Regions from separate parts of the Homo sapiens genome. Here region 2 is linked to region 1. The links are chromatin loops, found by intact Hi-C in ENCODE. Cell type or tissue: GM12878. All regions are shown on one strand. Each heading gives the region's core, and the rest is flanking DNA. Links, peaks and the distances in the headings are about the cores only.

Region 1 (15,563 bases), core at 6,150-10,149:
GTTTTATACCGTTTGACCAACATTGCACCAACAGCCCCATCCCCCAACCTCCAACCCCCAATAATCATCACTCTACTCTCTTCTAAGAGCTTGACTTTCTTAAACTCCACATGTATATAAGATTATGTGATATTTGTCTTTGCAGAAAGACAAATGGCTTATTTCACATAACATAATGTCTTTCAGATTTATCCATGTTGTCACAAATCACAAGATTTCCTTCTTTTTAAAGGCTGAATGGCATCCTATTGTGTATCTGTACATTTCCCTTTTCCATACATCTGATAAGGGGTTAATATCCCAAATATATAAGGAACTCAAACAACTCAATAGCAAGAAAACACATAGCCCAATTAAAAATTGGCAAAGAAACTGAGTAGATGTTTCTCAAAAAATAACCAATAGGTATATGAAAAAATGCTCAACATTACTAATCATCAGGGAGATGCAAATTAAAACCACAATGACATAGCACTTCACACCTGCTAGAATGGCTATTAACAAAAAGATGAAAGAAGAAAAGTGTTGGTGAGGATGTAGAGAAAAGGGAACTCCCACACAGTGTTTCTAGGAATGTAAATTAGTATTACAATTATTGAGGTTCCTCAAAAAATTAAAAATAGAACTAGCATATGATCCAGTAGTCCTACTACTGTGTATGTATTCAAAGTAAGTGAAATCAGTATGTCAAAAAGATATCTGCACTCCCATGTTCACTACATCATTTTTCAAAATACCCAAGATATGGAATCGACCTTAGTGTTCATCAATGGAAACAGAATTTTATTTAAGAGACTTTAACATCTCTGGTCTTATTGGAAAATCATCCCCATTGGAGTTACTAAGTTGTCTTAGTCTCCAGTAAATATTTTACTAATATGACTTTCTCTTATTAAATTACTCAATCATAATAAGATCTTCTAAAAAATGTTTCATATTATATTACAGATTGCTTACTTACAGGGAGAAAATATGCTAATTTCATGCAAACATATGTGTTTCAGTTTCTGGGAATTAATTTGTTATTTTAAACTAAAATATTTTGGTATTGGTCCAGAGAAAATGCCATATCCTTACCAAACCATTTCATTTCATATATCTGGAAATGTCATGTAGTTGTAGAGGTAGCAAAATGAAATGTTTTAGTGACCACAGTATTGCATCTAGAAGGGTTCATGTAATTTATTTTCATCTATTGAATTTGAAGGGAAGTTATCTGTCTCCTATAGTCCTGAACAGACAAAGACAGGTACACATTCTCCGTGTTCTCTCATCCCTTCCTCCAGCAACCATAGGAGCCACATGTTCCAAGTATGGCTACAAAGCTGAAGAGGTAGGCAAAGTTCAAGTTAGGGCCTCACTAAGGAAACTGAATTGTATCCCAGAGATAAGGAACCACCGAAATATATAATAAGGGAGTTAAAGTATTAGAATATCATTTTTGAAGTGTACGCTAGTCACAGAATGGAAAATGAATCTGAGGGAGGACAAATGAAGTGAAGTGGGGCACTACAGAAACAAAAGGAATAATGAGAACCTATAGTAAAAGAGTGGAATTGTTAATGGAGATGTTTGATTAAATTTAGAGCTGTTAAGAGAGTAGGGTTGACAGGATTTTATAATCAATAGAATGAGAATTAAGAATCAAGGATAATGCTATATTTTTGACTTAGGAAGCTGACTATGTAGGGGGATGCATTATTGTATAAAAGTAACACAGAACAAAGGAAAGATCCCGTTTGAATTTTCTTCAGAGTTGTCAGTTTATATTTTTATTATCATTCTTGCATTTGTACAGTTTATGAGGATTTTCAAACTACTTTCACAATATTAAACTAGGTAACTAAACTACAAAATATTTTTTATTCCCAGCCTGGTCGTCTTTTTTAAAATCATAATTCTACATAACATTTAATGGAACTGTTTTATATATATTTTTTCTATGTTAATTGCATTTTAATGTCTTATTATTTTTAAATTCCAAATATCAAGACCTATACCTGTTTACTTTCCACTCTATGCCTAAACAAGTCCATGAGTTCATGCAAAACCCAGATCAGGGTCCCATGCATTTGAGTCTTTACTGAATGTTACCTTCAGTTTTCCTATGAATCCTGTCAGCTCCAGCATTAGTACAAATATGGTTATTTGAAGTATGTAGAACAACTACAACAATTTGAAGTATGTAGAACAACTACAACAAAAACATTGCTCACAATATATTTTGTGGGCAAAAACACAAAAAAATTGGACTCTCAATCAAGTTTTCTTGGTTTAATGCTGACATATTCTTAAGCTCAAAAACTTCACAGGTAATATTAACTGTGTCTTGCAATATTGTCTTCATTTATCATCCTCCAATTCCGCATCTCATTTACCACAACTTTGAAATAAGACCTCATCCGCCATGGTCATTCCTTGGGGATGTTTCCCATGACCTTGCTGATCAGGTTGACATTCCCCATATACATTTATATATGATAGCCAAGATCCAGTTACCATTCCTTTGTGGCCATTAGTAGAGTTAAAATTTCCATTTTCTTGTATCATACTTTAATTACTATTTGTTTTTTCTACCTGACTCTAAGTCCCTTTATTTCTTTATTTCTTTTCATCGTAATATTTCTCAGTGATTACCAGTGTAGCTTAACATTTAAAGGCTTTTGTTAAAAGTTTGTTAAGTTAATCAATACTTAAAATATTTTGCATTTTTTGTAAATCATTATGTTATATTATCTGAAGCTTATGTTCTTGTTTCTTTTTTTAGTTTTCATTGATAAATGTGTGTAATGCTATTCTGCTGTGAGCTGTCTTTATTGGACTTTTGCATACTTATTACAAATGTAAGCGTAAATACGGTTTAAAAAGTGTATGGAAACTCTATTTTACAAAAGAACCAAAATGATCTCTGTTAAGGCTTTTAGCACTTAATAACTCCAAGGAATCATTTAATATCAGTAAAAGGTGATGCAACAACCTCTAGGTCTTCGTACTCAGCAAGATACTGCAAAATGACTTAAGCTATTGATTCTAACAGTTTCATATTTTTATTCTCTTCTTCCCTTTAGGAACCTCTAAGACAAGAGGTCAATTTAGCCCCATTTTATTTTTTAAAAAAGAATTTAGTGTTCTTGACAGGTGTCAGATTACAAGTCCTTAGAGACAAAGGTTTCCTGTTTGGCCATCACAGCATTTATAACACAGACAGCTGTACGTGGTTTCCCTTCCTCTTCCCCAGTTCCTTACCTTATCCACAGACCACAAACCCTAACCCACAGAGAGCAGCTTCAGATGCAGGAGGATAATTCAGTCTTTAGGCTATTAAATCAGTGACTCCTTAGCACACTCACTCTACAGGGATGGCAGCAACCTCTTATGATGATGTTTCTTGTGTGAGGATTGTGTGATGTTATACCTTTTTCCCTGTGAGGTAGATAACAATGTTCAACACATTACACAAAAACTACTGAGCAGGCATGCAATCAATACTCAATCCTTTTTTGTTGTTTTCATCAATGTCATTTTCGATGAGTGCTTTAAAAATCATATTAAATTTGTTTTAATGGTCTCAATTTAGTGTCAGAATTGTGATCCTTTTTCCTACTTATTAAATGTTTTGATTTTTAAAAATAAATAACTTAAAACTGCCACAGCATCAACCATGGTGGTCTATAAAATGCTTCTTTCTTCCTTTAGCATTGATATTATTATTCAGTCTTTGTAATTTTCTGGGGAAGCTCCAATATTCTTCTTGTCAAATGTCTCAAGAAACCCTAAAGATATGGTTATCTCATATTTATTTTCTCATTTCTTCACCACGCATATGGAGGGGGTAAATGTAATACATTAAAAAATAGTAAATAGTAACACTAAAAGAGAGGGCACTTTCACAGAGTTCTGGTCAGCCACTTTTTTAGATACTAATTTTATGTTCACCATCAACTGCAACAATAATCAGGAAATCAGGAAGGTTCACTGACCTTTGCATGTAACCATATTTTTAACAAAGACCTTGGATCCTAAAACCTCAGTGATGGCATCATAGCACTCATTGATCTCAAATTTTCCCAGAAGATATTAATGATATGGTTTTATCAAAACCCAGATATAGCTAAAGAATTCCTTTGTCATCTCAGTGACCTCCCTCAAACTCCTTATTACTCTTCATATTAATTCCATCACTTTTATACATCAAGTGGTCAGTGATGTTAAACTTGTTAGAACCTATGCGTCCAATGGCCATGGTGTTGATATATGTCTTTTCCTTTCCCGTCTTTGTCTGGATTTAGGGATGGTTTCCATGGTGCTTGGACTCTGACTAAGGACATATTGTGAAAGGCTTATGTATACTGAGTGTTTGAGAATGTAATCTCTAAACTGCTGTTCTACTGAATATTGTCTGTTATTACTTAGTAACATGCTCATAGTCAGACTCCGTAATATCTAAAGCTTCTATTGGAAAATTAAATTATTTTAACAACCTCCATAGCATATTTTAACTATGAATGATACACTCAAAATATCCTCCCCAGCTGCCTTAAGTGTCATCCTTTGCATCCACCTGGAATCATCTCAAAGCATATGAATACAGAAAGAAGTAAATATTGGTTGAACACTTTCCTATGCTACAGGTATGGCAGTAGGTGCTGGAGATGCAGAAATAAGACACTTTCCTGAAACCTACAACCCAGTAAGACACATTCAATTGCTCCATTCATTTAGTGGTGTGATCTCACTATCCTTCTTTTTCCTTACAGTGGATGCTGACGAAAATTGTACAAGAGAATTTATGAACAAAAACAAAAGAGACAAATGGCGAAAAATATTTGAAGTACTTTTTCTTGGGCTGGCTCTTCTCCAAATGACAACTGATAATTAGGTAAGTAAATGAGAACTTACTGAAACAAATGACTTTCTCTGATTAAAACACCACGCAGAAAAATGACATATTGCAGAGAGAACAACCTTTCCTCTTCAAGCTCACTATTCTCTTGTTGAGTTATCATTCAGTAATGGGTAGAGAAGCAGCTAAATGCACAAAGTTTAGGGTCAAGTGAAAATTACCCAAAGCTTTATGGGTAGTTAGGTTGGGTTATATTAGGCAAGGGAGTATTCATTAGTTACAATGCAAACACTATGTGGTTACTAGACATTCACATCCCGGCATGGTTCCTAGTTCAGCTCATAATTACCTTTTCACCAGATGATCAGTTTTGCAGCCTGGTGAAGAAGAAATCCTCAGGAAACACTGTGGTGTCACCCTGGAAACGTGGGACTAGCAGAGCAAGTGGGCTAAACAAAGTCTAATTATTTCTGGAGGGAAAAAGGGTACTCTGGAATTTCCCTGCCCCTAGAGAGAGCATTATGAATCATTTGGGTAAGCGGTCTCCTACATGTGATTCGAGAGTTCATTTATGAGAGGACCTTTGCTCTAAAATATCAGCACTAATGATTGTCGCATTACCATTATAGATTCATTTCCTCAAATGTTGAATGCCTTTCAAATCAAGAGTCACAATGTAAAATTCAACTTCTGCCAGGAAGCTATATTAAGCTGGTGTCAGCTAATCATTTAAGTAACCATTTAAGTAGAGTGGCCACATATCTGGTTTACACGGGACAGCCTTGGTTTATACTCATGATATGATAATTAATACCATCCCCATTCAGTCTCAGTCTGGGTTCAATGATGATAAAGTATATGACCTCTAAGTCTAAATCCAGTTGGGTTTAATGCTTTCAGAGAACAAAAATAACTCTGGCTAATTTAAATTTTGATTGGTTGAACTAAGACCAAATATTCAACCTAGAGTTGCCAGAGATGAGGGAGACCAAACAGGTGGCTTCTAGTTAGAGCACTTCCTCCAGATAAGAGTTTGTGTGCAGACTAACCAAACCAGAAAAATGGAGTCAGAAGCTTTCAGCAAAAATACAAATTTGAACCAAAATTATTCTTCCTTCTGGTTATTGCCTGATGTATTGAATTATAACTTCAAGATGACAATATATGTTTGCCAAGGATATAAAGAGATATTAGTAAAATGGGAGAAGGAACCCCAAACCAATACATTTCTCCTTCTTTATAGTATGGCCTAGCAATACCTCTCACAGCTCTGATTAGAACCCTAAGCTCTCTGTAAATGGATAAATGCCTTAAGTTTGTTGGAAGAACATTCAAATCTATAAAGTCCTAGAATAAAGGAATAGTAACTATTTCTGGAAATGTTATATTAATGTATTCATGAAAACTCATTTTCCTAATATATGGATTATACTAATATCATTGCTAGTATGTTGGTTTATTAACATACGTGCTAATTTTGTAAAATAAAAAAATGCTATGGTTTGAGATTTTTAAGAATCCTTAGCTAAAAAAATTACATGTAAGTATAAAGCTACAGTTTGATTTTTTAAATACAAAATTTTGTTTTTATAAATTAATGACCTCACATTGCAGTTGATAAATATTTAGAAAGATCAGAGACCAGCAACAATAGGAGGAAAACAAGCTCAGTTCATAGATGGTAATTAAAAAGTTTGTCCCATGCTATACCAAATGTGTTGATAGATAACCATTAGTTTCTATTTAAACTAAAATAATCATTGGTCTTATAATAAAATTGGGAAAATGCTGATATACAATATTAAAATATACATCATACTGTGTCCAGAATTGGTGGGTTCTTGGTCTCACTGACTTCAAGAATGAAGCCGCGGACCCTCACGGTGAGTGTTAGAGCTCTTAAGGTGGCGTGTCTGGAGTTTGTTCCTTCTGATGTTTGGATGTGTTTGGAGTTTCTTCCTTCTGGTGGGTTCGTGGTCTCGCTGGCTCATGAGTGAAGCTGCCGACCTTCCCAGTGAGTGTTACAGCTCTTAAGGCAGTGCGTCTGGAGTTGTTCGTTCCTCCCGGTGGGCTCGTGGTCTCGCTGGCTTCAGGAGTGAAGCTGCGGGCCTTCGCGGTGAGTGTTACAGCTCATAAAAGCAGCGTGGCCCCAAAGAGTGAGCAGTAGCAAGATTTATTGCAAAGAGCAAAAGAACAAAGCTTCCACAGTGTGGAAGGGGACCGGAGCGGGTTGCCACTGCTGGCTCGGGCAGCCTGCTTTTATTCTCTTATCTGTTCCCACCCACATCCTCCTGATTGCTAGAGCCCAGTGGTCTGTTTTGACAGGGCGCTGATTGGTGCCTTTACAATCCCTGAGCTAGACACAAAGGTTCTCCTCCTCCCCACCAGATTAGCTAGATACAGCGTGTCCACACAAAGGTTCTCCAAGGCCCCACCAGAGTAGCTAGATACAGTGTGGATTGGTGCATTCACAAACCCTGAGCTAGACATAAAGGTTCTCCAAGGTCCCACCAGAGTAGCTAGATACAGAGTGTCGATTGGTGCATTCACAAACCCTGAGCTACACACAGGGTGCTGATTGGTGTATTTACAATCCCTGAGCTAGACATAAAGGTTCTCCAAGGTACCCACGAGACTCAGGAGCCCAGCTGGCTTCACCCAGTGGATCCCGTACCGGGGCTGCAGGTGGAGCTGCCTGCCAGTCCCAGGCCATGCGCCCGCACTCCTCAGCCCTTGGGTGGTCGATGGGACTGGGCGCTGTGGAGCAGGCGGTGGCGCTTGTCGGGGAGGCTCTGGCCGCACAGGAGCCCATGGAGTGGGTGGGAGGCTCAGGCATGGCGGGCTGCAGGTCCCGAGCCCTGCCCCGTGGGAAGGCAGCTAAGACCCGGTGAGAAATCGAGAGCAGCGCCGATGGGCTGGCACTGTTGGGGGACCCAGTACACCCTCCGCAGCCGCTGGCCCAGGTGCTAAGCCCCTCATTGCCTGGGTCCGGCAGGGCTGGCCGGCTGCTCCCAGTGCAGGGCCCGCCAAGCCCACGCCCACCCAGAACTCCAGCTGGCCCGCAAGCGCCCAGCACAGCCCCAGTTCCCACTCGCGCCTCTCCTTCCACACCTCCCTGCAAGCTGAGGGAGCCGGCTCTGGCCTTGGCCAGCCCAGAAAGGGGCTCCTATAGTGCAGCGGTGGGCTGAAGGGCTCCTCAAGTGCTGCCAAAGTGGGAGCCCAGGCAGAGGAGGTGCCGAGAGCGAGCGAGGGCTCTGAGGACTGCCAGCACAGTCACCTCTCAGTATGACACTGAAGAAGGAAGCTTTGATTTTTGTTTGATAAAGAAGCACACATTTCTCTCAGAGTAACTTAAGTTCTCCTCAGCAAATGCACATTCATGCAGTACACCCATAGAACAAAGAGAAAATAAGACTGTATTAATCCTTAGTAATTGGAATAGTGATTTGGGAATTAAACCACCTTCATTCTGTTCACTAATTCTTTATGTAACCATAGTCTGGGAGCTAACTTTCTGCTCACCTTAACATCTATATCAGTAGTATGACAATAATACTTCTTATATTAATACAGCATCCTGCCATGCCATTAAATAGAGCTCAAGCCTAATTTTGAAGGCCTAAAACAAAAAAACACGTACTATATGTGAATTGATACCTGGCCCCACGTTAAAACAAAACTAAGCTTTCATAAAAGCATTTTTCTCTGCCAGGCCCTTTATAACTATGTTTAAACATGCAATATCTTTTCTAATTGTTTTTCTTTACTTCTGTACTTCTACATTGATGATAAAAATGAACTTCAGAGACACGTTAAGAATGATTCCCGGCTCCTGTAATCCCCAGCTACTCGAGAGGCTGAGGCAGGAGAATGGCATGAATCCAGGAGGCGGAGCTTGCAGTGAGCCGAGATCGAGCCACTGCACTCCAGCCTGGGCGACAGAGCGAGACTCCGTCTCAAAAAAAAAAAAAAAAAAGATAATCATTCCCATATAGATTTTGCACTGTAAAATAAATGTCTAATTACAATGGGAGTATTTGTAAGTGATTTATCCAAGTGGAAGGAAAACATAACAGATTCTGTCTGTCCTGCCATTGAAAGTTCTTCTGAACATGGGCAATTGCTAATTGTATGCTCAAGACAACAACAAAATAATTAAGACAGAACAGGCTCCCTTCAAACTAGGAAGTGATGAGTTTCATACCAATAAAACATACACACTTCACAGTTTATTAAATTATTCACGTGACAAATCCAAACAATATGAATATTAGATAATATTTTAGTTAGAATAGGACTTACTTAAGCATGTGGGATTAGTATACTTTGTTCAATGTTATATATAATTATACTATAAAAGGTATAATTTAACCCAATATTTAAGTAAACTAATCTTAGGATTTTCATTTTAGAGCATAGAAATGCCCTAGAAATGAGGTTAAATCTAACCAAAGTCGCACCATTTATTACTTTGGGTTACCATATCACTAACCAACTTAGAAATTAGACTAAGGACAAATTTTCCCTAAATAGTTAAAGAAAATAAATTATGTTAAAGTATATATTCAAAATGACTGTAACTTCAAAGCACACAAACTTAAATAGGTATAGAGATAAATATGGAAAGAAACAGGCTAATTCACGTGTGTTCTGTACTCGCTAAATGTCTTTATAATATTCTTTCTATCTATATGAATGCAAGTACATCAAATTTTCACAGAATTTTACCAATGAATAAATTGCATACTTTTTAATATGCACAAAATTGCATGCTTTTTAGGATGAAATAGTAGAGATATTAAACAAAAATGACTACCTGTTGCATATGTCACTAATAAAGTTCTCAAAAACCAAAGTTGAGATTTAAGAGTTCTGTGCTCCTTGTTCTGCCACAGATTGCCAGAGCATTCTATTCTTTAGATAATATATTAATTGTATTGTATAATTATACCATGTGAGGCTAATTATTTGATGAGCAATCATGAATGCAAACAGAAATAATCCAAAACTTCCCACCAAACACCTTTTCAATTAAAATATGTCATTACAAAGCTCAATATCCATTTCAGGTCTCTCTTCACTATGAATTTCCAAATAGCTTAATAGCTGATCTTATTTAAAAATGCTTTATACTTTTCATTTATTCCTTGACAAATGTATATCTGAAATTCTAAATCTCGTCATTATAAATGTATGATTCTCAAGCTGGATAAAACATAGTCAGAATTTATTCCAAAGATGCTGCTAATAAACAACAGCGAGAATTATTAGATACCACACTATGTACTTAGCTCAGAGAACTAAGTCGTAATTACATTCATGATTTGTATTATGTGCATAAAATATAGATATATGGGTAATAATATATGTATATATTTTTAAAAAATCAATTTATATTGAATTTCACAGAGAACAAATGATTCAAGATTTAAGAGAGTGTATGACATAAGTATAATTCTATATTTGTAAAAAGTCTGATAGCACGCTAGAAGTAGAAAAGATTTTCTCTAGCAGGTTTTGCATCGTGCTATATAAAAAAGATATATATTTTCTCTTTTTTTGCTTTTAATTATTTTGTTTTTTTGAAAAAAAAATGGACCCCTCCCTATATGCACACTACTTCTTACATAGCCAAGACTTCCCTCTTGTGGCTGGTTGATGTTAATATATACTTCTTTATTTTTTTAAGTGACCACTTTTTAAAATTGTTTCAGCAAGGAAACTGAAAAGACAAAAGTGCATAGCTTAAGATATGTGAAGTCAAAGATAAATACAATATAAGTTGAGTAAGCTTATCAGATTCTCTGAAATATTCTAGATTTTTAATTTTTCCAGTTAAATTTTCAATATTCTTTCTAACACTTCCTTTAATACCTTTGCCTTCCTGAGTATTAATATCCTACTTCTGCTCCTGACTTAAATTTCTAGGAATGTCACTTTAATCAAAAACTATTAAATAGCTTTTGAAATTAAGGACGTTCTATGTCATTTAGACTGTGTTTCTCTGTCCAAATTTAAGTAGATCAAAAAAATGGAAAACAAAGTAATTTTTATTAACATTGCTTAAAAAAAAAAAAGCCCTGACTTTCTTGAAATTTAGAATTTACCAGGTAAGAATGTGAGCTGAGAAGAAAGACTTTAACTTTTAAGTCACTACCATCTTGAGTTAGAATAAAAACTTCACTTGTACATGGAAAATTGGTAAAATTTAGAAACACTAAGGGGAAATAAAGAGAAATGGAGAAACTACTTCAGGTGTCTTGCTTTACAATTCGTGTATCAGTTAATACTCATAAAACCCTGAGATTATGCTGCTAACTTCCTTCTTGTAGATGAAGAAATTGCTGTTTTGATAATTTTCATGAATAAGCCCCAGCCTGGAACACTAAACTTTTCGCCATCAGTTGCTATATTAGTTTTGCTAAAAAATTTTCCCTTTTTTTTTTGCCTGTGCTTTTTCTATCTAAGCATCATTCTCAACATTAGTAATATTGAAATAAAGAGGTTAAATGGTTTGGTCAAAATTACAGAAAAAAATTATGGCCCATTTAGGAAAATAAACCACACAGATTCTTTACCTCAAAGGGAAAATATTAAGGATATATTTTCCTTTATGACAATAGGCTTTACCCCATTCTAGCTGAGATGACTATTCCTTGGATGTTGTGAAAAAGCACCTATCCAGAGTGAAGTAAAAATAGCAGAGGTGCAACAGACTTGCTTAGCATGAGATTCAAAAGTAGTCTGTTTTATGATAAAAGGAACTCCAAAATATTTTTTAGAATAAAATTGCAAGAACTAGAGGTAACATATTTAAACATTTCTATAAAACTAAAGCTTAGAGATGAACTCAATCCAGGAAAAAGCCATCTGAATTATTAAACAGCTTGTCAGCATTTGCTATTTCAGGGAGGAAAGCTAGTTGTTATGCCTCCTTTTTGATGAGGTTTAGAGAAAAAAAAATTACCTTAATGGCACAATATAATTGAGGCAACAATTCACATACCATCGCCTGTCATATATGATGAATTCCAAAATATGATTGCCACACTTTAGAAGACTCATTCTTCTGAAAATTGTAAAGCAAAAAAGGGAAGATTTGAAAACATGTAATATAAAAATTAAATTATTCTTCTGAGAATGAAAGTGTCCTATAGGAATTAGTATGTTAAACAAGAAAACTGCTTTATAATCACCTAGAAAGTTGTAATACATTATCATTGATTGTTCTTGAGTTTATTTTCTTTGCAGCAATCTGTTTCCAGTGATCCATAATTAAAGCCATTCTAGGCATGAATAAATACGTAAGAAGGGTTGAAATCTGACATTATTTAAAATATTATTTTCCCCTCTATTTTAATGAACAAGAAGTGATCTCAGAAATATTTGCTCGCTAATGCTGGCAGAGATTTAAAGTTAACAGTGAACATGAAACTTCCTTTACATTGCTAGGGCAAACTATCTTAGAGGTTTTTGTTCTTCAGAGCTGAACACGCTTTTTGAGTTTCAAATTGTTTGAGTTATCTTTAATTCCATTAGAAATAAAGCATGAGACAGTAAAAACTGCTCTATCTGAGAAATATCATCTTTCTTAATTCAGTGTCATGGGGAATCTTTCAGAGGAATATCAAGGGTTGTCAAATACTGCTAAACCAATGGGCCATATTAGATTTAAACCATGATGCATACTTCTGTTGAAAGCAGTATTATATTAGTAGAGCATACAATAGACTTGAATACAGAAGACAAATCTGGCCATGTATTTGTCATAAGGTATGCACTCATAAGTTCTCTATTATTTCAATTGTCATAAAGTAACAAATGCATCTTACTGAACTCTTTTTTGTTAAAAAGGAAAAGATAGATACGTAATGCACCCTATGTTAACAAAGATACTTTAACAAAATAGGTCATGTCTACAGGGTTTAACTAGACATTAGACCATGAAATACTTGAGTTCTTACCATTACAACAGTGACAAATTGGTGATTTCAAATCTCAGTTAGCAATTCTGTAGTGAGGTGAAAAGTTCATTGTTTCTTGGTTTTTTGTTTTGTTTTGTTTTGGTCATACTTGGCAACCATGTTTCAAGGAATAACCTATTTCTTCCTCATATAGTTTTGGCTACTTAGATTATCCCCTGAGTCATGTTTTTGGTAATTAAGCCTCCATATACTTGTAAAAAATAATGAATCCATTCTGCACTCAGTAGCTTAATTCATTTTTTGAAAGAAACGATAGAAACAGTTTTAGAAAAAAATGCCACATCAAAAAGTGGAAAATTGTAGTGGACAAACTAAGAAACCAACAGTCAAGAGCATAAATCCAAAAAGCATGGCATAAATCAACTTTGAGAAAATATTAATAATACAGGAATTTTATATAATGTGTCATATTTTCTAAATATTCAATTTTAATATTCAATATTCAATTTTATTCTATTTTTCATAACTCTTTAAGCTAAGAGATATCCATTTTTTAAAAAATTAAAACCTTGTTAATTGTTGTAAGCTTAAGCACAGTAGGGGCAATGAAATTAAAATTCTAGATTGATGGGTTTGCATTTTATTTCATTTTATTTTTATTTTTATTTTTGGTAGAGACCGGGTTTTCACCATGTTGACCAGGCTGGTCTCGAACTCCTGGCCTCAAGCTGTGTGCTCACCTCAGCCTCCCAAAGTGCTGGGATTACAGGCATGAGCCAAAGTGCCTGCCCAGTGGGTTTGCATTTAAAAAGAAACAAAAACTCTGAAATCTACTATGAGTTCCTGAGCAAGTGTATGACATCATTTTTTTAAACAATCTTAGCAACACTGTATTCTTACTTTGATATATAAAATGATGTTGAAGAAATTGAAAATGCTCATTCTGAAGAAAAAAACTTTAAGAACATAAATTTGGAAGGACCGTGTTGTAAAATAGATTTATTCCTTTTTTTTCCCAAATGGCAGAATAATAATCATTAGGAATTTGTCACAAGGGAGCTTATGTAGGCTTCAATGTCTGATAATTTGTGTCCTAGAGAGGGGAGTTTCCCATTACTGTGAAGCCTAATTATGTAGGAAGTAGCAGGAATTTTCAAACTAGAGTTCTGGAGTCAGAGTCTCAGGTTCAGATCCCAGTTCTACCACTGAGATTGAGCACTGTGGATAACAAAAGTACCTACATTGTTAGGTTGTTGAGGAATAAATAAGACTTAAGAAAACACTTAGCTCAGGAACTTTACACATATAGCGTAAGAGATCAGTAGGCCAGGTGCAGTGGCTCATGCCTGTAATCCCAGCACTTTGGGAGGCCGAGGCGGGTGGATCATCTGAGGTCAGGAGTTCGAGACTAGCCTGACCAACATGGTGAAACCCCGTCTCTACCAAAAATACAAAAATTAGCCGGGCGTGGTGGCACACATCTGTAATCCCAGCTACTCGGCAGGCTGAGACAGGAGAATCTCTTGAACCCGGGAGGCAGAGGTTGCAGTGAGCTGAGATCGTGCCATTGCACTCCAGCCTGGGCCACAAGAGTGAAACTCTGTCTCGAATTCAAAAAAAAAAAAAAAAAGAGAGAGAGAGATCAGTAAATTTTAATTATTATTATTTCCCCCACATACAAGCTTCCTTCTGCCTAGAAGGCACTGACAAACTGCTAGGCATTAAACAATGAGGTATCACCTAAAGTATAAAGTTAAATAAGATGGTTCGTGCTTTTGAGAAGTTTATTGTTCTCAAATTAAATAAAATGTGAAATCATTTTAACATGACCTGCTATGTGCTAACCAGAGACTGCGAAAACAGAGGAGGCAGACACTGGGCTCACCTGAATTTCTAAGCAGGCTTGCTCTGCAGCTGCTAGGATGCCCTCCAAAGGATTCATGGCTCATAGTTGCTTTCTTTCTGTGTGCCCTAGATTTTGATCAGAACTGCGTAATTCCAAATTATTTAGGTGACGATTTCTACAGATGGCTAATCTCATCATTATCTTTTGCTTCATATGAGTGTCACTGTTAGAAGTAGCCTTGTGCTCAGTAATGACTTTACATTTTCTGCATAGAAAGCTCTAGAAATGAGGTCGGAAGTTAGGACTAGAACATTTATCTGAAAGCTGTGTTTCTGTGGCAAGTACATCCATTGTCTTTTTTATTAGGATGGGTTTGGGAGAAGTAACAGGGATAATGGGAATCCAACACCCCACAAGCCATTCCTTGATACCTCCACTGCTGAGTTTATAATAAAAAACAGAACTTAATCATTTTTAGTATTTCTCAAAATGTCATTTTATTCAAACCTGAGATTTAAAAAAAAACCCTGTAATTTTGAGAAACTACCTTTCTTTCACTATAGTGCATGCAGTTTGTCTTCAACATGATAAAGCATTTCTTCCGTTTCAAGAACCTTCTCCACTGTCCATCTTTGAGGATCTTTTGCATTCCTCAAATACTCACTGAACACCATGTCCTCTGATTTTTATGAACAAATGGATCTTTTCTCTTAATGAAACACTATACAAATACCATTTTTATGTTCTAACACAATTTTTATTCTTAATTTAGTGGTTTTATAGTTTTCTTGTCTTTTCTGAATCTTACTGACCTATGCATCATTCATAGCCGCTAAAATTGTACTTTGTCCTCAGTAAGTGCTTCATAAACATTTGCTAAATAGTGAAATTAAATAACCATTGCTTATTTTGGTTTAATAATAAAAGAGGTTAAAAAGTAGCTATGACA
Region 2 (15,563 bases), core at 6,032-10,031, 580 kb before region 1:
TGCAACTAGTAAATTGTGGATGTGGGATATGAAGCCAGATATGTCTATGCTTGTTTCCTGACATTCAAACGATCTGCATAATTTGTTGAGAAGGCCCTGTTGATCATACAGCATTTTTAACAGAAGTTAAAAATATATACATTCCCTTTTTAAGAATCATATATTTATAAATCATACAAAAAATGATACCTGCTAAAAGTTGAACAATTTTAGATTGCCCAAAGAATTTAAGAAGGATAGATTTGGATAGTGTAGAATAATCAGTCTTCTACTTCCTTTGTAGAAAGGAAGAAATTTCTCCACTCTAAGACTCCAGAGAATGCTTTGAAGTGTGCTACTAGGTAATGGGGAAAATCTGGCCATAGCTTCCATTTATATAAAGAGAGTTTTTATTTTAAAAGCACTTTCACATGCATTATGTAAATATTCAGTAATGAATATTTAATCCAAAGGCATCTGAGCCTCATCTATATTTTTATGGGGCATAATTTAAGCAACTTTTAGTCTCCCAATATCTCTGCCCTCTGAAGAACCCCACTTATAATAGCCCGTTAAAAACCAGATTTAATAAATGCCCAATATCAATTCACCTTGCATAGAAATAAAACACTTCATTCCAAATAGTTTTCATAGAGTCAGTGGGCAGCACGGTAGTGCAATGGAAACAATGCACTGCAGGACACAGAGCAACCTAGTCTGTGGGGCTAAAATTGCTCAAGATTAAAATTAAAACAATAAACTTCGGCTTAGATGTGTCTTCATTACTAAAGCATTGGGTCATTTACTTTAACAATGCCAACTTACTTTCACTCTCGCATTCCGTTTAATTAGTAAAGGAAGTAATATGCAAGAGCACACCTCATGGTGTCCCATTACCTTGGAGAGATGTTTTTTCTATTCCTAAAAATAACATGTCCAACTCGTAAACTCTCTGTAGAATGAAAAGGTATCTCAATGGAAAGACAACATACAAAGACCAAATTAAAATGGTTACCAACTTGTTAAAAAAATGTGCTTGGAATGAGAATAAAACACGTATGGCATACATTTTATATGTAACTGTGTATAAAAAAATGCCTAGTCTCCAGCAGTTATATAAAAACCATGTTGTCCAGAAATACTGGCCAGATGGTGAAGGAAATCTGAAGAACAATACTCAGTAATTACTTCTAAATAAAAAATCATCCAAGCTTTATTATGTGTCGTTCAAATTTTCATATAATAATGTTGAAATTGTACCCTTATAAAAGGTTTCTTTAGTTATAGCATTTCTATCCTGTGATTTTCCTTGAAACTAACAGAAACAGTACATATTCAGTTTGGTAAACTGTCAGATTAGTTAATGCCAGTGGATGGGACAATTTGGCATATATTTTACTTCCAAGTATTTTGAAATTGTAGTGGAAAGGAAATCTGACATGTATTAGATGTGTTTACCAAACCCCTGGTGTGACCTAGCAGATTGGCAGTCATTATACAACAGTTTAAAAATAAATAATCTTAAGGGTAGTACACAATTTATTTCGGTTAACGCAATGGAGAGTTTAAACAGTAGATTGTATAAGTAGGACTTACTTGTCTTCCTTGTTTATTCAGGGGTATACTTTTCCCCCTGCCCCCGGATCATAACACAGATAGGCCCATATATATGCTATTCACACATAGGTAATAGAGCGTTCTGTGATCACATTAAGTCAGCAAACAAGCTCTGCTACTTAGAAATTGCAATGTCCGGTCCAGTTTAGTTTTATTTCCCCCCCAACTCCCTCAGCTAGAGTCTGCTTCATGCAGGAAACCTAAGGCCAGGGATGGGGCTTGGTTGACATCCTTCTCCACTGCTTCTCCCTCAGGTTGTTAACTCCATTTCTTCTTGGCCCCTTTGTTTTTGGAGTGAAGAGCAGGGAAGAGAAATAAAGGGAACAGGAAAGCATTGGATTTGGGGCCTCATAGATGTTTAAAGCTGATCTGCCATTTGCTTTCAGTCTCTTGATGCATTTGATGCACACACTCTTCTAGTACAATTCATACCTTTTCTGTTGCTCCTGTGGGGCCAGAAATTTCTGTAGCCTTTCTTTGTAAAGTCACAAGGTGAAGCTCATTCAGACTTTTTGGTGCTTTTGACACAAACGTGGCCAGTGGAAACATGCACTCATTTTTTGCCTTTACTAACTCTGATAGTGCAGGCGGCTTGCAGAGCAGCCACCTTTCCTCAGCATGTCCTTAGCAGCATTCCAGTATCTGTGCCACACTTCTAGTTTCTCAGGTTTGATTTAAACCACTATTCATTGCATCACCACTCATCTCAAAGATCAAGAGACACATATTAAGTTCCCCAAGTATTTTCTTGAAGCCCTACTCTTAACTTGAAAAGACAAGTGACATAAATCTCATCCCCTTCCCACTTAGTGAGAAGCTGGAGGTGGCTGGGAGAATGAACATCACACTATATCTTTAAGAAATTTTCTATCTCCAAATATGCCCCAATCTCCACCCTCTGGGTAATTTTTTTATACCCTGGATTTCAGTGAAAGTTTTAAGAGTCACCTTATTAGTTTTCAGCCTCCAACGTTTAAATTTTTATAGGGTACACTGCTCTGGAATTAACTTCTATTGTCCTCATGTCTGAGCCAAAAGTGAGAGAGGAAGAATACCACTGTAACATCCTATTACAGGTGTTCCAGTACTTTTCTCCTTGAAGCTGTCTGCACAACACTATTATGCAGAAATTGCTTGAAAAAATGATAATACAGACTCTGATTTGCCCCACAGAGTATTAGGAAGAGAATATTTAGAAACTAATTACACACTGGCATTTTAAAAATCATCTCAATACTTAGTTTTTGGTAGATAAAGCGTAAGTACTGGCCGCAAATGCAGTCACTGCTTTAACCTCTGCATTGATGATATCCAGCTAGATCCTTCCCCTCAGTGATACAAAAATCCCAACTAACTGCATACATTTTAATTTGTGCTAAATTTGCAAGAAAAACTTAACTTGTTTCACGTTTTTCTACATAATACTAAATTGGAAAATTGAAAGAAGAAATTAAAAATATGTCATTGCAGAAATATCTGTATTTATAGCTAATTTCCAATTTGTGTTCAGATGCTTCACACTGAATCAATACATTAGCATTTTTCTCCCCTCAAGGATAACAAAGAGACAAAATGGCAAAATTCAAGGGAGCACTTTAGTATTTTACATCATGAGAAAAGAATTATGTTTAAATATCCCTACACAACCAGTTGAATTTTCATCATGAACCTTTGGTCAAGATTTTATATTGATTATTCACTGCTTTATTAACAGTCTGCTCAGAGATTGGAAGAGATTGTTCATTAAATGCTCTATAGGAAGTTGTATTGTTGAAGAAATACTTGAAAATTTCCAACAGTGCAGTCTCAAGGAGAAAGTAGAGGTGAGAATATCTGAAAAACGTTGTAGAAACATGAGAGAAGAGTCAGTACAGTACCTACTAGGCTTACAATGAAAACAGAAAGAAATACAAAGAAGGCAAAATCTGTAACATACTTGTGTTTTCTTCTGTACAATAAATAAATGTCATCAATGGCTATAAAATTTATAAATGTGGCTGGGCGCGGTGGGTTACGCCTGTAATCCCAGCACTTTGGGAGGCCAAGGCGGGCGGATCACGAGGTCAGGAGATCGAGACCATCCTGGCTAACAAGGTGAAACCCCGTCTCTACTGAAAATACAAAAATTAGCCGGGCATGGTGGTAGGTGCCTGTAGTCCCAGCTACTCGGGAGGCTGAGGCAGGAGAATGGCGTGAACCCAGGAGGCGGAGCTTGCAGTGAACCAAGATTGCGCCACTGCACTCCAGCCTGGGCAACAGAGCGAGACTCCATCTCAAAAAAAAAAAAAGTTATTAATGTGATACAGATTTCTTATACTATTAGACCCAAGGCATTTGTGTCTTGATATAGTCCAATCATATCCTAAAATTTTCAGAAAAAGACAAGTATAAGGCCAAAATTAAATTATTTTTCAGGCTAAGTTTCAAAAGGCAAAAGTGTATCACCCAGTTCTCCTGGGCAATCTGTAGGATTGTATGTTCTAATTCCTGGGCAAATCTGTAGGATTATGTTCCTGGGGAAAGCTCAGCAGTTCTAGATTATTAGAATCATCACTTCCTGAAAGGAAAAGGAAGTACTGCCTATACTGCCTGCCTTAGTCCCTAAAACAATTCTCCTTTCCGTAATTACAAGGTCAGCTACCCTTTTCTCACTCCTGAATTGCAATCTCTCTACTCAGGTCAGCCTGGCAGCAGCGGAAGCTACTATTAACTGAATGTTTATATATACTAGATAGTATATAAACTGTTTAATGTACATTTTCTGACTAAGATCTACTTTACACTTTTAGGAGTAGGTTTTATAATTCCCATTAGTATGTAGGGAAAATCAAGAATGAGGGATTAAATTTCTTTCTCAAATTATTTCAGCTCATAAGCAAAAGATTCAACAGACAAATCAAGGTTGCATTTACTTATACGCTTTTTTGTGTTATGTGATGCTGCCTGCCTAAATGGCTTTATATAAATGTGATACTGTATAGAAGATGCTAAGCATGGTACCAGCCACATAGGCCAGAAACAGAACCTCTCCTGACTCTTGGAAATAGATTTCCTTTGTTGTTATACGGCCAAGTGACAAAAGGTTCCTGGCCTATAATCCTGCTATATTATCTTTCCCAAATAGCTTTTTGTATGTAATTTTTGCTGCCTAAGTAAATAAGTCCATATACATATATACCTACACACACATACACATGCACAGACACATATGTAACTGACCATTTACTCTTGGTAAGCACTAAAATAAGCATATAAATATGATTAACACAGAATTCCTGTCTCTAAGAGCCTATGGTTTAGCTTGAAGACAAGATGGATTGCAACACAATTGGGCAAGTGCAGTGACAGAGAGATGAAAAAACAATATTTGGGTGTACAAGGATAGAATGATTTCCTCCTCTTGTCTGTAGAAATTGGAGAATGAAGAGGTGTTTTTGCACAGCAGATATTTCCTCCATGTTGTTACTTATATCACAATCAATCACATTTATCACTCTATTTTTATTACTTGCATATCCAAGTAATCCATTCATTTAAACAGCTACACCAGTAAGCATTCTTGCCATCTTGCAAGCATCTAATAAATAAGCCTTGAATGACTAAGCAAATGGGTGGGACTATGGCTTGGTTTTGTTTGAGAAGGGAAAGCCTGCAATCTAGTTACTAACCTTAAGAAACTTAAGAGCAAAATATAAGCAAACGAATAAAAACAATGAAATGCAGAAAGTGATAAATGTCATAAGTATGTGAAAGTGGCACAAGAAATAGAAGTGAGTGTCCTGTTTTAAGTCACAATAGTTTTCATTGAACTGAAAGGCTGTATTAAAGTGAGCAACTCCCACTTTTACTGTTTTGATTCTCCTCTGCTGCATAATCGATGATATAGCAAGCTTATTGTTATTCAGATAGGTACCAAAAATTAATGTTTGGAATCAGAGTCATTTCTCAAATGAGATTGAAAGAGGTTTGTAACGACCATTACCTCATCAGCATTTAGCGTCTCTTCTGAAGGACAGGAGAGTATGGAAGAGAGGAATCAGATTTAGGAAAAGTGGAGATAAAAGAAAGGCCAAAGAAAATGAATTTTTTTCACTATACTGTGGACTTTAATGGATCTCTGTTGTCAGTCTAATTTGTAAAGATCAATGGCTTCTGTTGAACTGCAGTCTAGGCTTCCCTATCTCCTTTTAATTCATCTACTCAGCACATGCTTTCCATTTTGAAAGATAAGAGCCTGAGGGAGTTTTTAGATATTTTTACTAGTCTTTTTTTTTTCTTTGAGCTATTAAATAACCTAAAATGTATATGGCAATGAAAGCTTCTTATCAAGAAATAGAATTTGAAAGCCGTCAGTTGAAATACCGTCAAAACACAGGCAAACTACTGTTTATCAGAGTGCCTTTGTGTTTACAAGTTGCCAAACATGTGAAGTAAAAATTAGAAGTGGAGCCAAATTTTCAGAAATTTCTTAATAGCTAGCTGTAAAAACTATACCCCAACTTATTCAATTTTCACAATTTATCCAGATGGATTTTGTGTTTAAAAAAAAAAAAGCCACCTGGGCGTGGTGGCTCACGCCTGTAATCCTAGCACTTTGGGAGGCTGAGGCGGGCAGATCACAAGGTCAGGAGTACAAGACCAGCCTGGCCAACATGGTGCAACCCCGTCTCTACTAAAAATACAAAAATTAGCTGAGCATGGTGGCGGGCGCCTGTAATCCCAGCTACTCGGGAGGCTAAGGCAGGAAAATCGCTTCAACCTGGGAGGCAGAGGCTGCAGTGAGATCACGCCATTGCACTCCAGCCTGGGTAACAAAAGCAAAACTGTCTCAAAAAAAAAAAAAGCCTTGAAATTCTTTGTACAAACAAATTTTAGATATTTCATAGGATGCATTAGTCATAATACACGGCATAGATGATATGTGTCTTCTTTTAATAGCTCATACCTATTTATATATTGTTTCCCTATTTCCATAAAAAGCACCTCACTCTCAAAAAGAGAGTGATATTATAAATCAGTGCTATGTTATTGAAAACTTTTAGAATATAGAATGTGTTCTAATATATGGTCACAGATACTTACTTTACACAATATTGAGAGGCACAGCTTATAATATTAACATTGAAATCCTAAACAACCTTCAAACATGGCAAGAATCAATTACCTTTTGCATAATGTACTATGAAGGTTGAGGAAGTTGGCTAATACATTTTAAAAGAGTTTTCAATAATACATTTTGAAATCAAAGGGTTTCCTGTTTGTCTCAGTTAAACTGAAATCTAATTGACCACAATATTCCATTTCTCAAATATCTTAGTTAACTGAGATTTGCTATGTGATTTGCTTTCATAGAATTTTGGTGTCTAAAGAAAAAAATAGCATAGAGGATGAAAAAGCATGTGACATGAGTCAGGCAGACCTGGGTTTGAATGTTATCTTTGTAATGGTCCAGCCCATTGCCACAGTATAGTAGAAAAGGATCTGAAAGAAATATGCTGAAATGTTTTACTTTCCTATAATGTTGCCTTGTAGCTGAAAAAACCCAACAGAGTTCAACATCTAGGGCAGTAAACCCAAAAGTGTCATTAGGAGCCACATTTACACTTTTGTTGCAAAAACTGATTGGACCCATGTCCCCTGGGCAAACAGCAAAGGTCTCCAAGACAACAAACCCAAATCAAAGCTACAATGGGACACAGGTTCATTTCCCATTCTACCCTTCATCAGTTCACATTCTGCTTTAAAAATCAACCACGAATGAGACATATATAGATAATAAAAAAAATGAGAAAAGGATCTTAAGCACAAAACCTTTGAAAAGAGTAAAAATTGAAAACTAACAAATTATTTGAAAGTATAAGAGAAGTTATAATGGGAGTGTTCAATGAAATAGTGCTCCTTAGGCTAAAAACAATTACAGAAAATATGACCTTTTAAAGTAAGCTCATAGCTCAGAGACGAGAAAAGGAGGTTTAAGGAAGTAATTTTAAGACAAAAGGAGGTGAAATCAATCTGCAACTACTGAAACCAAAACAGAAAGATGAAACTAAAGATTTTACAGAAATGAAAGCATCATTCAATGCCACAAAAGTACAGAAAATGACAACACGGACAAGGAAAGGTGAATCAACGTGAGGAGATTATAGCCATGAGGGAACATCATGGTTATCAGGCAAGTTAGAAGAGAGGACGGAAAAATAGGGATCATGAAAGTAAAATAGGGATCAACGATCCTGACAGGAACATATAACAAAATTAAAGTAAATTCAGTGTATAAAGTATTCATCTTACCTGAAATTTGAAAAAGAAAAAGCTTAAATTTTCTAATTAAAAAGGGAAACAATTCCCCAAGGAGAAATCTTATAATGAAATAATTAAGATTATTCAGGTGAAGCTATTGAATTTCAAGAGTAGAGAAGGTAAAAAAAAATTAAATTCTGGTAGAAATGGGTAGAAATTAAGAATGACATTAGATTCTCTCATAGAGATAATCAGTAGCAGAATATACTGGAGATATATCTCAGTAGTTTGTAGATTTAAAAAATGAATTCTTTTGTGCTCAGAAACAAAGGAAAAGAAAGGAAACTTTCTCAATATGCATAAATTGGAATGGGTGTCATTACACAGGATGATCTGCTTTTTAAAATGTCTTAGGGCTTAATTAGAAAGCTACTAACTCCAGATTATGACATCATGTAAGAAGTGGGAAAACCTTATCTACTGGAGATAGAATTTGGGATGAATGGAAGGATACCGGTTAAGGCAAAAACTATCCAGCCACCTTTAATTTTGGCGAACATTTTAGAAGCTTCTGAACACATGGACATTAGATCAAAGAAAAGAAATCTTCGAGAGATTGGCAGAAAGTTGCTATATGATATAGGTGGACTTTTTTAATGGGTCAGTTGAGCCAAGAAACTGAATTTCCTGGGTATAACTTTTTTCAGGTGAACCTCTTTTAATTTAAATACTCAGAAGACAAAATATGAATGTACTTATTGTCTTATTAGAGTTCTAAATAAAATATTTTTATAAGTAAGTTACTGGTTTTCACCCATGCTCTCTTAAGAGAGAAAATCATTATAAAATCATGATTTTTTTTTGTTCTATACAATAAAGTTTACTGAAACATTAAAAAAAAAACACCAGGAATAATACACATAAGAAATAAAAACCTATGAGGGTTGGAGAAGTGTAGGAATGTTGAAGGAAGAAAACTTTCAGAAGTGGAATGGGGGAATAACTAAAAAACTTCAGCACCTAAAGAGATTATTTAAATAAAATAATCCAGAAATGGAGAAGCTGTGTTTAAAGGACTCATAAAATGACCCACGGAAGCAATTCAATTATAAAGTGGAGCTTAACATGATTGATTGGAAGTATGTTTAATAGAATAGAATGTAAATTAACAAAGGAGGAGCAGTGTGATAAAATGTGACTGTGAGAATTTTTCTAGTTTCTAAAGCCAGAAATCAATAACTACAAGATGAAATATGTAGTTAAAAGATACATGGTAACATTGGCACCACTTTCAGTAGTTTTCTTAATTTTAGAGGGACATTTTTAAGTATAATATTGGGTGTGTGTATGGATGGGTAAACATTTAAATTCAACAATGCCTTTCCTTATACCTCATTGGTGGTAGTTGAGTTTTATTGAAATTAGTGCTTTTTATAAAATGGTGTGTAAAATATAGTCCAAATTTTATATTATCACAGCAATCTCTTTTTCTATATGTATATGTTTATAAGAAATATTAAAAATTATGCTTAGCAGATGTTTGCCTAGGAAGTCAGATATTTTATGATAGTATTTCTATTCTTTGTATTTTTCTGAGTTCTTATAATGATCACATATCATTTAAAGAAAAATGCTTTCATTTTAGTCTTCAAAAATATCAGCGTATTTCTTTCATCTCTAATATGCTAATATTCTGTTATTCTGTATTATCTTAAAAGAACTTTCCAAAAGTTCATAATTATCATTTGTTTAGAAATGATTTATGTCAAATTTATATTTAAATTTTGATTATATATTTGAATATATTTGATTTATATTTGAATTTAAAATTACTTATATCCACATATTCACAGAAGTTGTTAGAACCAGACTTTTCAGAGGCTGTTCTGGAAGAAAGATAGAAATAAAACTAAACAGCAGGCTACTTTTTTCTGTTTTAACTCAAACTTTTCTACAGATATTGAAACTAAAACAATATTAAACACACATCACTACTTCACATACCTGAGTACCTAAAATCTCTTCCTAGGCACATTCTCCAATCCATCACCACCTCTACCTGCTACATCAAGCAAGAACTATACAACATTCTTTCTCCTCATCTCTTAAAATCTCTATTTTCTAGATGACCAAGGTTGCATCATGCTGGTATATAACCAAAATCAATATGGGCTCCACACATTCCACCTTAGACATTTTTTGCTCCATGAGTCTGAGTTGCTCTGGTGATTAAAAGCCTTTAGGTTATTTAAAACCAGAAGGGATTAATGGTGCTCTACACTCCCATGTAAATAATTACCAATGGAAAAATACTGGTCAGATTGTTGGCATGGGAGTCAGCACTCTTCCTCCCCGTTTCTTTTTCCCTTCAAGTAGGGACACATCCATTAGTATAACATTCTCAGTTCTTCTTCATCCATCCAATAACCCCTCCCTGAAAAGAAGAATGACATGTGATTAGTGAGTTTGGAAGAAAAAACTTGTCATGTAGAACACTAAGCCTTTTGTTTTTTCGTTCTTCTTGAGAGAGGCTATCTGTAGGGAAGCCTTCTGTGCTTGTCCAGAGTAGCTTCTGGCTGTGAAAGGAAGAAGTGAAGATTTCCCAGTCATTCCATTACTGCTGGTTGAATAAGACTGTCTAACTCTGTGGTTCAATAGCAGGAAGGCCAAGAGAAGCTACTTTACAAACGAGTGATTACAAGATAATGATTTGCATGTAATGCAATTATCAGTTTCTTAAAAAATCTGCTTTAGACCATTTTGAAAAAAATTGCCAACTTTTAAAATCTTTTTTTCTTAGTATCTATACATGTATAGAAATAAGCCATTTGAAATGTGTTGCTTAAATAAAATCAAAAGAAACTGCTAAAAGATTTTACTTCTTTTTTTCTGAGATTTTATGTTGAAGAAATAGCCACATCTCTAGGAGTTAAAGACCTCTGAAAATAGGTACAGAAATAAGACTTTGGGATGTCCTGAAACTTCATTTGACCTGGGCTAGTCAGAAGTTGGAGATGCCTAGAAATGCCATCTGGTAAAAGAACTCACTGTGCTTTCACAGCAATGTGCAGTTACTGGCCTGCTACCTGACAAATGCAGAAGACAATGGATGTGAATGGTGTCAGGGCAAGAGTCGTGTCCATTTTACAGGGCAAGAGTCGTGTCCATTTTACAGCAGACTCCTGCTATATGCCTGGCGGCACTACACAAAAGTCCAGCAGATAGCTTACAAAAATTCCAATCTTCACAACAGAGCTGGGAATGGCCACAGAGGATTAAAAATAGCTTTCTTCCCTTTAGAAGATTAAAAATGAAAAGTACGATGGTCCACACGTGGCCCTCACCCTGGACAGCTATTGGAAGTAAAGCACATTTGTTAGGACTTGACGCAATGAAAGGATGTTTACTCCTGCAATGGGGAAAATACTGCTGGGCCTCCTTATCTGTGCAAATGTCTTCATATAGTTTAAGTCTTACATGTTTTATGTATATTAAAGATGTTCCTTTCCTTTGCTTTTATCTATAAGACCTTTCCATCAGTCACAGTAACTGACATTACACTAAGTTCTGCATTTTAGTTAAAAAAAAGGTAGTTACTTCCTTAAGAATAATTTTTGTAGAAGCATTTAAGGAAGAATATAAATCTTGTAAAATAGTTTACTGTGCTTTTCTCCTTAAAAGGGAGCTTCCTTCTCTATATTAAATTGACAATAAAATGGAGAATAACTGGAGAGTAACTAACTTTAGCAAACTTGTAGTGACATTACTTTGCATCACATGCATAAATTGAGATGTAATTCCCTTCAGAATCATTAACAGACTAGATAAAATAATAAATCATGTGTGGTGGAACCCAGTTTTACTGCAGTTCAATAATGAGCTAAAGTCATAACCTTGCACACTCCCAGCAATTGTATTAACTATAGCAATACAAAGTCTGATATATATCATAGTCACTAGGAGTGAATTTGTCTCCTGTTTTAAAATGATGGATCTATAAAGTATTTTAAAATATATATTTATTTTTGTTTTTAGATTAGGTAGCCATTTACATGCTTTTTATGTTAAAATACGTAAGGCCATTTAGCCTAAGGAAAAAAATAAATAATTGCGGGTTGTGGTATGTTAGAAGTAGATGGTCACTTCTTTTCAAGCATTAAGTGACACTAAAAATTATAGTCAATATAACTATAATATCGTCAAAAACATTAACATTTTTTGTTAGAACAAAATATGCTACTTATTCTCGGTTATTCAGCAAAATGTGGTTTTTCATATGTGGATAAATTAACTTCTTAAAATATTCAACTGTGAAAATAAAGAAGGCCAACCATTTCCTTAATGGATGAAACCTGGCCCTGTTGCTGAATGATTGCTACTTTTAAAAGAGACAAAAAGTCTCCTTGGCAGTGGCCATTATACAGAGTGTTATTTACATCACCTGAAAGCCATCGCGATACAAGATGGTTAGGTTTTTTTGTAAGAAATTGATTTCACCATAAAAATATCAGTTGTAAAAAAAAAAAAAGGGAAAATCCCTTTCTGTGAAATGCGACATGAAATTTTCTCACTCTACTGTTTTGTCTCTTCTCCCCATTAACGAGGATACATTTTATTTAAATTTTAATAAATTTTATTTAAATAGAGTAAATTTTATTTAAATACAATGAGATAGTAAGTACATATAACAGATTGAATACTCTTACTTTTCAACTCTGAAATTTTCCTTTGTTATCATCAATATACTATTTTTATCTAAGAGAAAAGTACGTAAATGACATTTAGTGATTTTTTTTTAAACTTCCTGGCAAAGCAGTACAGCTTCTTCACACTCAATGTGGTTGAGAATTTATTATCTTTTGCTCCTCTAATCCCATCCTAGGAAACATATTGTAGAGCATATATCTAGTACTATGTAAAAATAAAAGTCCTAGGAAGTACCTATGTAAAATTTTCCTCTTTCTCACTCATGATTTTGAAATCAATACTAGTATTCAAATATTGTTTTTCATCATAATCAAATATCATAAATTACATATTATTAATATTCAACCCTTCCAAATACACTCAGCAATCCTAAAACTGTAATCATTGCAGTGCATTAGCTTCCATTCTGGAATTTCTCATCTTCTTGTTTTATTTTGTCATTTAAATGATCTCAGGTAAGAAAAGCTATTTTTAATAAATGGGAAAGAAATGAAATTCTAGGTTAAGTGATATTCACAGGCGACTGTTTCTTGGAGTTTGAAATTTTAACCTTTAAGATTAGACCATGTTCAAGCAACAGTGAAAGATGATGATATATTGTAATTTATAATTTTGTTAAGCACACATTTGAATTACCTGCAGTTAGGTAGGTATCCAAAAGTGAGTCATTTAGCAAGTACGTCAGATTCATTTAAGGTTCAGCATCAACTTCTCTACATAGTTTTCATATTTTTCTTTTCTTATAATATACTGGTGATAGGAATCAGTGCTATTTGTCCTCTTAGTTACCCTGTGATCCCTGGATACCCTAGAAATGACAGAGATAACCTGACACGCAGACTCCTAGGAACATTTTTTGACCTCTTGCCATCATGGGTATAGGGAATGCAAAGGACATAAAGTTTTCATATTAGAAAATTCCTTTTATGTTCTCTAGTCTCCAAAATGATAGCCATCAAATTAACAGTTATTAATAGATGTTTAGTATTCCAAACAATTTCTTTCTCAGTCTCTTCTTAACACACTATTAAATACAGCTAACCCTATTAATGTTCTAGAACGCACCTGAGTATTTCTGGCATCTTTCTATCAAAGTGAGGTAATAGTATTTAAAAATGTGTAAAAGGTAAAGTTTGCATATCTATTTTGTTATGTAATACCATGATCTACAGGAAAAAAACCTATAAACATATTTCAAAAATACTTCAGCCATTGCCTAAGTTCTTATTGAGAGATAAAACTTTAGTGAAGCATAAAATGGCAGTGAATTTATGGTGTGAGAATATGTTCAAGAAAAAACTATCCCTATCTTTTCTTAATTCCCTGCCAGGTCATAGATTTTCTGAAGTCAAGATATGTTATTATATTTTAGAATATCCACGATACCTCTGACACCAAAGTGTTGTTAGTATAGTGGACCCTCGGTGGTTTTTATTCCCTATCTTTCTACTCCTCCCCACTTCTTCAAAGGCATGTATAAATGAATAGTCTTCAGTACAGTATTCTATCTATAAAGTCAATTTATATAGCAATTGACACATCTGCGAGCAATATAGGAGTGTTTTTGTTGTACCACATCCTCTTCAATCCTAAGAATTGTCAGGATTTTTCTTTTTTATGTCTTAAATTTTAGTTATTCCAGTGGGTGTTTAGTTTAATATTACTCTGAATTTCAAAGGTTTATTGACCATTTGGACATTCTCCCATGTGAATTGATTTTTAAGTATTTTTGGTATTTTTAATTGGACTGTTCTTTTTGTTATTGATGTTCAGAATTATTTATATATTCTTAATAGAATTATTTTATTGAATATACATATTACAGATCTACTCTGCCACTCTGGCTTTCCTTTTGACTCTTCCAGGAGAACCTATGAACCAAAGTTTTATTTTTAATACATTCTAATGTATAAGTCTTTTATTTAGTGCTTTTGGTCACAGTTAATAAATCTTTAATATCTCAAAGTAACAAAGATACATTCTATGTGCTGCGGAAGCTTTATTGTTTTAACTTTCTAGTTCTGGTTTACAATCAATCTTTAATAGGCATAATTGTAGAGTAAATGTTTATTTTTTCCAATTTTCTTGTTTTTTCTTTTATTCCAATAGAAATTTCCAATTATTTATCACAACAGCATTCATTAAATGGTGCTTTATCCACTATACATACAGTTGTGTCATCCTGGTCACAATTCAGAAGATTGTACATGACTGAGAATTTCTGTACAAATGATTCTCTTCCATTGGTCTATTCGTCTAATCTTCTGCGAACAACACACTATTTTAGTAATCTTCACACACCATAGTATGTGTTAACATTTTAAAATGTTAATTTTTTATTGTCCTTGATTCTAACAACCTCACACTTAATGGTTTTTCTGTAGATTGTATCTATACTTTGTTAAAATAACATTATTTGTGAACAATAACAGTTGTCTTTATGCATTGTCAATTTTTACTGTTATTTATTTTATTTACATTTTTTACTAGCTAATAGTAGAATGTTTAAAGGTGGAAATAGACTACAACTCTAATCCATTGCTGATATCTAGGAAAATATCTGCAAATATTTCAACATTAACTATGAAGTTGGCTTCAGGCATATTATGATACCATTTGTTAGGATGAGAAAATTTTCTTCAATTATTAGTTTGGTGAGAGTTTTTGTATTTTTTATTTAAAACTGTCTGAATTTTGTCAATGCCTTTTAAAAATCTGTTGAAATTTTTGTATATATTTTTTCTTTATTGCCTCAAATATTTGAAATAACTCACCAATTTGTAGAGTTTTTTATTTACATAAATATATTTAATGCATCTAAATAATACATTTGTCTATTAATTTCTAATTGAAATTGGTAAGTTTGCTTTTGAAGAGTTATGACTTTTTAAAATTTTTATATTTATTAGAAAATGCTTTTATAATATCTTAAAATATTGAATGTTGTAAGATCTGTAGTGGTCTTCCTTTTTTTCTTATTTCTGGTAATTTATTACCTTCAATCTTGTAGAATTTTGCTA

The links. A loop is a pair of places that touch in the nucleus more often than their neighbours do. Peaks named below come from ENCODE experiments on the same cell type or tissue, not always from the same donor. Only the 100,000 strongest peaks of a DNase experiment are listed, where the experiment ranks them.
Region 2: it touches region 1 in a loop (8-fold over the local background); 1 of 110 quality-filtered maps calls a loop at or near these places.

What each region holds. Positions count from the first base shown.
Region 1 is chr13:58,950,620-58,966,182 of GRCh38, forward strand. No RefSeq gene overlaps it. Among named protein-coding and RNA genes, the nearest start is that of LINC00374, 730 kb to the left of the region's middle. In GM12878, for the core only: no CTCF peak of the experiment used is centred there; no DNase peak of the experiment used is centred there.
Region 2 is chr13:58,369,311-58,384,873 of GRCh38, forward strand. No RefSeq gene overlaps it. Among named protein-coding and RNA genes, the nearest start is that of LINC00374, 140 kb to the left of the region's middle. In GM12878, for the core only: no CTCF peak of the experiment used is centred there; a DNase peak (open chromatin) is centred at 7,636.